2 separate regions of the Homo sapiens genome follow, and region 2 is linked to region 1. The links are chromatin loops, found by intact Hi-C in ENCODE. Cell type or tissue: sigmoid colon. All regions are shown on one strand.

What was found. Hi-C counts contacts between places; a loop is a spot of excess contacts. Peaks named below come from ENCODE experiments on the same cell type or tissue, not always from the same donor. Only the 100,000 strongest peaks of a DNase experiment are listed, where the experiment ranks them.
Region 2: a loop joins it to region 1, with 3 times the contacts of the local background. A loop is called at or near these places in 1 of 110 quality-filtered maps.

The regions. Positions count from the first base shown.
Region 1 is chrX:101,204,628-101,208,627 of GRCh38, reverse strand. No RefSeq gene overlaps it. Among named protein-coding and RNA genes, the nearest start is that of DRP2, 13 kb to the left of the region's middle. In sigmoid colon, a CTCF peak has its summit at 1,946; no DNase peak of the experiment used is centred here.
Region 2 is chrX:101,075,007-101,079,006 of GRCh38, reverse strand. TMEM35A (transmembrane protein 35A) reads right to left here and starts at 128. Exons shown (of 2, transcript NM_021637.3): 1 at 1-128. The coding sequence starts at 4. In sigmoid colon, no CTCF peak of the experiment used is centred here; no DNase peak of the experiment used is centred here; H3K4me3 peaks cover 600 bases.

The sequences.
Region 1 (4,000 bases):
CTGCAAGACATGCTCAAAGAGTTCTCCTTTGATAGTGTGGGATGGGTTAGGTGTAGTTCATCTTGAAAGCAAAAAGACAGCCTCTTTCACCCATGTGAATCTGATTATACTTCCTGACTCCCACAGAGATGAACCAAGCACCCACGTTGTCTAGTCTTTTCTTCTGTCCAAGCTAGCCAAAAGATATCCTCTTACTGAAAGCTTGCAGCTACTGCTATTACTATTACTACTGCTTTTTATCACTGTTTCCTGCTCTTGGAAAACCTCAGCCTGATAGCGCAGGAACTGAGAAATTAATTCTGACCTCAAAAGGGGATAGCGTCTGTGAGACTTGCAAGAGGGGCTGATATCTGCCAGTCACTAGGCAGAGAAGAGCATTCCAGGCTGAGCAAACAGCATGAGCAAGTGTGCAGAGGTATGCAAGTGCATTGTTCTCATATTCAAGTTCAGGAAAGTTAATAGTCTAGTGGGGCTACAGGGAAGGCCATCAGAGCAGTGAGAGTGATGCCAAAGAAACCGGAACAAGGTAGAGTGGGGCAGATTTGTGAAGCACATTGAATGCCATGTTAAGGGAATTAAACTTTCTTTTTTAGGCAATGAGGCGTTCTAAGCAGATGAAACACAATCCAATTCACGTTTACAGAGAACTCTGGCAGGAGTATGGACGTTTGATTGGCAGAGATAAGGAGACTATTTAGGAGGCTCTAGCACGGGTCTAGATAAGAAATCAGAACCACATCTAGGGTAGTGGTAGTGGGTACTAAAAGGTGGCAGGTTTGAAAAACACTAAGAAATAGTAGTATGTTGCTTAAAAAAAACCTAGCTCTCTGGAAAAGCCAGGAAAATAGACTTCACTAGGAACAAAATTGGCCAGCACCCTGATTTTGGACTTTCCAGCCTCCAGAACTGTGTGGAAATAAATTTTGTTGTTTAAGCCACCCAGTCTGTGGTATTTTGTTATGGCAGCCTGAGCACACTAATACACATAGTATAAGATCAATAAATAGTTGCTGAATGAATATTCAAGTGTTAGGACTGATCCTAACATTTGTATTGGAATTAGTATTTTTTTAGAGATAAGATCTATTAAGACATAATGAGAAAATAGAACTAAGAAGAGGTACCACGTGACAGATTGTTGGCGATGGATTTTTCTCTGATGTAAGCTTTGCTCTGTGAGGCTAGTGAGGGGTTTCTTGCCAGGGTTTACAACAGTATCACTAGCTAAAATATCTTTCCCTGAGGATATCATATTCTTCCTCCTCCATTCTTGATTTACTTATGACATTAGAAATGCAATGGGAGGGCTAGGCACGGTGGCTCACACCTGTAATCCCAGCACTTTAGGAGGCCGAGGCAGGCGGATCACTTGAGGTCAGGAGTTCGAGACCAGCCTGGCCAATATGGTGAGACCACATTTCTACTAAAAATACAAAAATCAGCTGGGCGTGTTGGTATGCGCCTGTAGGCCCAGCTACTCGGGAGGCTGAGGCAGGAGGATCGCTTGAACCTGGAAGATGGAGGGTGCAGTGTGCCGAGATTGAGCTACTGCACTCCAGCCTGGGTGACAAAGCAAGGCTCTGTCTCAAAAAAGAAAAGAAAAGAAATGTAATGGGAGGCTGGGCACAGGGGTTCACGACTGTAATTCTAGCACTTTGGGAAGCTGAGGTGGGGGAATTGCTTGAGACCAGGAGTTCAAGATCAGCCTGGCCAACACGGTGAAACCCCATCTCTACTAAAAATAAATAAATAAATAAATAAATAAATAAAATTAGCTGGGCATGGTGGTGGGCACCTGTAATCCCAGTCACTCAGGAGGCTGAGTCAAGAGAATCACTTGAACCTGGGAGGCAGAGGTTGCAGTAAGCCAAGATCATGCCACTGACTCATGTCTGACTTTTTAAAAAAATGATCTTTTCCCCTTCCTTACCCCTACCAACCAGCAGGGTGCATTCTCTACTCAATATATCTCTTGGCTTCTGCTTATTTCCATACGGGGGTACTGTGCTGATTGCTCTACATGCATTCTCTGAATTCATTCTCATGACAACCCTAGGCATCTAGCGCAGTTTCTGGCAAATAATAAGTATTCAATAAATACTTTTTAAAAGATTAGCCGTGTAACAATAACAGTAACTAACATTTATTTTGTCTTCTATGGGTCAGCATCCATTCTAAACACTTCACATACATTAACACATTTAATTTCAACAACACAAAGAGGTAGTGACCATTATTATCAATTTTAGAGATGCTTACCAATTATAACTTTTTAGTGCTTTTGGCTCTAATGGGTGTCAGTTGCTGGCAGGAGTTGTAGTGATAGCAATAGTATTTTCAGCCCTAATCAAGGTGGTAATACTTGGGTAGATCTAGACTGATTGTGATAATGTCTCTAACAGTGCAACAAAAGTTACAAGCTTGTGGGCTCTACCTCAGGACTATTAGTTTCTGATTTTTGGGTATCACTCTTCTTCCTTTTGTCCCACTCCCTTTTACTATGCCATGTATCCGAAATCTCTGTAACTAATTTTATTTCAATAGTTTTTGGTTACATGGATGAGTTATTTAATGGTGAATTCTGGGATTTCAGTGCACCCGTCACCCAAGCAGTATACATTGTACCCAATATGTAACCAATTATTTTAAGAGTTTGGGTCTCCCTCTGTCACCCAGGCTGGAGTGCAATGGCATGATCACAGCTCACTGCAGCCTCAAACCCCTGGGCTCAAGCTATCCTCCCACCTCAGCCTCCCGAGTAGCTGGGACTACAGGCATGCACCACCACTCCTGGCTAATTTTTAAAAATGTTTTTGCAGAGACGGGGTCTTGCTATGTTGCCTAGTCTGGTGTCAAACTCCTGGCCTTAGGCAATCCTTCTGCCTCTGTCCCAAAATGCTAGGATTACAGGTAAACCATCGTGCCCAGCCAGTAACTTTTTTTTTTTTTTTTTTTGAGACAGTGTCTCACTTTGTCACCCGGGCTGGAGTGCAGTGGCACAATCTCAGCTCACTGCAACCTCCGCCTCCCGGGTTCAAGCGATTCTCCTGCCTCAGCCTCCCGAGTAGCTGGAATTACAGGTGCATGCCACCACGCCCAGCTAGTTTTTGTATTTTTAGTAGAGATGGGGTTTCACGATGTTGGTCAGGCTGGTCTCGAATTCCCGATCTTAGGTGATCTGCCTGCCTCGGCCTCCCAGAATGCTGGGATTACAGTCGTGAGCCACTGCGCCTGGCCAACTAATTCTTTTTATTAAATTCCCTTTTTGGAACACCAAGAGTAATTTCTCTTTACCTAGCTGGACTTTGAATAAGACCTAAAAGAACTTAAAGATGAAACTACTGATTCTCTATTGACAATCTTTGAGAAACAGTGACGATTACCAGAATAGCAACAGAGGGTTGAAAACAACAAAGCATTGTACTTTTTCAAAGCTTTGGGTTTTTTTGCTTTTGTTTTTGTTTTTTTGGAGACAGAGTCTCACTCTGTCACCCATGCTGGAGTGCAGTGGCATGATCTTGGCCCACTGCAACCTCCACCTCCCAGGTTCAAGCGATTCTTGTGCCTCAGCTTCCTGAGTAGCTGGGATTACATGCATGTGCCACACACCCGGATAACTTTTTGTATTTTTAGTAGAGACGAGGTCTCACTATGTTGGCCAGGCTTGTCTCAAACGCCTGAGCTCAAGTGACCCCCCAACCTCAGGCTCCCAAAGTGCTGGGATTACAGATGTGAGCCACTGTGCCCGGCCTTTTAACCTTTTATATTGTAAAGAATAACACATACTGAAAAGTGAGCACACAAATATATAACTCAATGGTTTACCAGGAATCAAACAGCCATGTAACCAGCACCCAGGTCATGAAAAAGAACATCTCCAGCAGCCCAGAATCCCCCTGCCAACCACTAAGGCCTTTCTCTTCCACTTAAGTAATCATTAACATGCCTTTTAGGAGAATCATGCCCTTTTTTTTATATATATAGCTTTTCCACCTAAACA
Region 2 (4,000 bases), 130 kb after region 1:
CCATGGGGTCGCCAAGGCAGGTCCCAACTAATCCTTCTGATTTGCGCACCCGCTCTGTCCAAGGTGCAGGCAGTTAGCACAGGGAGAGCTGGGGGGACGCTGCGGAGGCAGCAGGCAGCTAGAATGACAAAGGGAGAGGAGGGAGCTCGAGAGAAAAATTGAGAGATCGAGATTCAACCACTCTCACTACAACAAACGCTGGGTCCTAATGCCCTACGTGTGCTCACAGGCCAAAAGGACAGTCTCGAAGTTAAATGAAGCCCTAAAGGAAAGACGGAAACTTCAAATCTTAAATGGGGAGAAGGGAGGTTATGTATGAGTTCAGTCACCAAGTGACCCCAGGAATGAGGAATTAGGGAAGACAGGCTTTGCTGCCACCTTCCCACCGGGCTCACTTTTCATCTCCCCCTCCCACTTATCATCCTTCAGTTATTCACTCCCTTTTTCCATCTCTTCCTTTGTGTCCCCCTTTCCTTTTCCTAAATCAAAATATTAGCCCTCAGAGAGTTGTTTCTGAAGTTCGTAACACTCAAGGATAAAACTGCAAATTTGTCAGCCTTCAATGCTGCCAAAGAAGGCTTCCTCTTTCTCTTGCTCAGAAATCTTTAATGACTCTCATAGCCAGTGGTTAACTCCAGTTTTAAATTTGGAATTCAAGGCCCTCCACATTTTGACCCCTGTCTCTCTTTGGAGATTTAGTTTTCAATGGCTCCCACTGCCACACGCCACCACTCATCTATCTACTCACGGCCTCACACAACCTACGCCTTACCACCTCCTCTACCTTTAACTCCCTATCTTTTGACCCCGCCCCCCACCATCACTCTTCATTAGCATTAAACCTTTTCTTTAATGTCACCTCCTCTATAAAGCCTTTCCTGATCCATTGTCAGTTAGATATGATTTCTCCCTCCTCCAATTTTCTATAACAATAACCAATAATTGTCAACTGTTTACTAGATGCTAGACGCTGCCCTCTACTTGTATTAACTAATTTAATCTTTACAGCAACACTATGGACTAGGTATGAGTCCCCATGCTATGAATGGGCACATTGAGGGGCTGGGAAGGTAGGTAACTTGCCCAGGAGTATACAGCTAGTAAGTGGAGAGCCAGGCCTCAAACCTAGGCAGTCATTTCTAGGGCCCAGGCTCTTAACAATTGCTCTGCTGCCTCTCCTGTAATATTTTTCACTATTAGTGTGGTACTTAAAGTTGTTTAGCACTGTAAATGCTCACGCACACACACACAGAGTTTTGTTTTGTTTAGAGACAAAGTCTCACTCAAGTGATCCTCCATCTCAGCCTCCGGAGTAGCTGGGATCACAGGCACATGCCGCCATGCCTGGCTAATTTTTTTATTTTTTGTGGAGTCAGAGCCTTGTGATGTTGTCCAGGCTGATTTCTAACTCCTGGATTCAAGGGATCCTTCCGCCTCGGCCTCCCAGAGTGTTGCGATTACAGGCATGAGCCACGGAGCCCAGCCCTACACGATTTTTTTTTTTTTTGAGACCCTGCAGAGGGTCTCCCTCTGCAACCTCAACCTCGTGGGCTCAAGTGAGAGGCTCTCTCTTGTAGCTGGGACTACAAGTCTCTCAAGTAGCTGGGACTACAGGCACGTGTCACCACACCCGGGTAATTTATTTTTTATTTTCTGTAGACATGGGGCTACCTTATGTCAACCAGGCTGGTCTTGAACTCCTGGGCTCCAGCGATCCTCCTGCCTTGGCCTGCCAAAGCATTGGGATTACAGGCATGAGCCACCATGCTCAGCCCTAAACAATCATTTTTAATGATTGTATAAAACTTTAGCATCACTTGAATGTACTATAGTTCTCATTCATTTTGCATCCTATTGCTAGATATTGATGTTGTTTCCATGGTTTTTACTTTTACAAATAAAAATGTGATGCATGGCCAGGCGTGGTGGCTCACGCCTATAATCTCAGCAATTTGGGAGGCCGAGGCAGGCAGATCACCTGAAGTCAGGAGTTCAAGACCAGCCTGACCAGCATGGTGAAACTGTAACCTCCCAAGGGGTTCACCTTGCCCGCTGCCTAGACAGAGCCCATTCATCAAGACAGGGGAATTGCAACAGAGAAAGAGTAATTCACGCAGAGCCCACATGCGGGAGACCAGAGTTTTATTACTCAAATCAGTCTCCCTGACCATTTGGGGAGCAAAGTTTTTTGTTTGCTTGTTTTGTTGTGCTTTTTTGAGACAAAGTCTTGCTCTGTCGCTCAGGCTGGAGTGCAGTGGTGCAATCTAGGCTTGCTGCAACCTCCACCTCCTGGGTTCAAGTGATTTTCCTGCCTCAGCCTCCCCAGTAGCTGGGATTACAGGCATATGCCACCACACCTGGATAATTTTTGTATTTTTAGTAGAGACAGGGTTTCACCATATTGGCCAGGCTGGTCTCGAACTCCTAACCTCAGGTGATTTGCCCGCCTCGGCCTCCCAAAGTGCTGGGATTACAGGTGTGAGCCACCATGCCTGGCCGGGGAGCAGAGTTTTTAAGGATAACTTGGTAGGTCGGGGAAAGCCAGTGAGCCAGGAGTGCTGATTGGTCAAGGATGAAATCATAGGGAGTCAAAGCTGTTTTCTTGTGCTGAGTCAGTTCCTGGGTGGGGGCCATAAGATCACATGAGCCAGTTTATTGATCTGGGTGGTGCCAGCTGATTTATCAAGTGCAGGGTCTACAAAATATCTCAAACACTGATCTTTGGAGCAGTTTAGGGAGGCTCAGAATCTTATAGCCTCCAGCTGCATGACCCCTAAACCATAATTTCTGATCTTGTGGCTAATGTTAGTCCTACAAAGGCAATCTAGTCGCCAGGCAGGAAGGAGGTCTGCTTTGGGAAAGGGCTGTTACCATATTTGTTTAAACTATAAACTATAAACTACATTTCTCCCGAAGTTAGTTCAGCCTACCCCCAGGAATGAACAAGAACAGCTTGGAGGTTAGAAGCAAGATGGAGTCAGCTAAGTTAGATCTCTTTCACTCTCTCAGTCATAATTTTACAAAGGCGGTTTCAATCCCTCCCTTTGGGTTTTATAATACCTTAATCTTAAGGTATAGGCTATGAAGATGGGAAAAGGCCATCAATCACTCTGGCCTCTTCCTGCTGACAGGGGATGTAGTGGGATTGGGAGTGAACCCCAAGGTGAGAAGAGTGGAACTGCTTTACAATTAATTGTCTGAGCATACTCATGCCGGCCTGGTTGAGCTTCCAAGGCTTGTATGGCAAAAACATTAGTACTCTCATCTATAGTTTTACTACAGTGTTTAAGTGAACAGCCTATTTTACCTTATAAGGTAAATAATGAGTCCTAGGATGAGGAGTACAATTCCCAATTTTAAAAGCAGAGATTTGAAAGCATTAGTTTGGGGACTTCTAACCCACAAACAATTTAGAATTTAGTCTAAACTGCAGAAAAAAACTCAAGAACAGCTAACAACAGTGTACTATAGTTTTTTGAAGCATAATTTTTCTCTCTCCAGTCCCCATTTTTATTAAAAACAACATGATAGAACTGATTTGTTTACAAAATAAGCTTTAGTCTTACTGTATGTGGCCTGATTATTTGCATAAAGTGCAGCAAGAATATTTTTCACTTAGGGTTTTTTAATTGGCTTTGCTAGAACTCTGTTCCATGAAGAATCTCAGATAAGATGTTTTAAAAGCCGAGCCCAGCCGTGGGTTTGCACCCTCAAATACCTATGAGTTGGGCAAATTCCTCTCCTCTTGAGGTCCCAAGATAACTTGGGGTTCCTGGGCCTGTTAGAAAGTGACATTCTTTACTTACCACAGGACAGGAACCTTGCACAGGGACTCTGTGTGGATAAGGTATGAGGCCAGATGCCTCAATGGGCTTTAATTTGCTCTATAAGTCAACTTTGATTATTTAAAGGAAGCATGCCATTCCAGTCAAAGCCTTGGTAAAGTAACCAATTTCTCCAATTGTGTCCTGTTACAAAAGAAAACAAATTCTTATTGAAT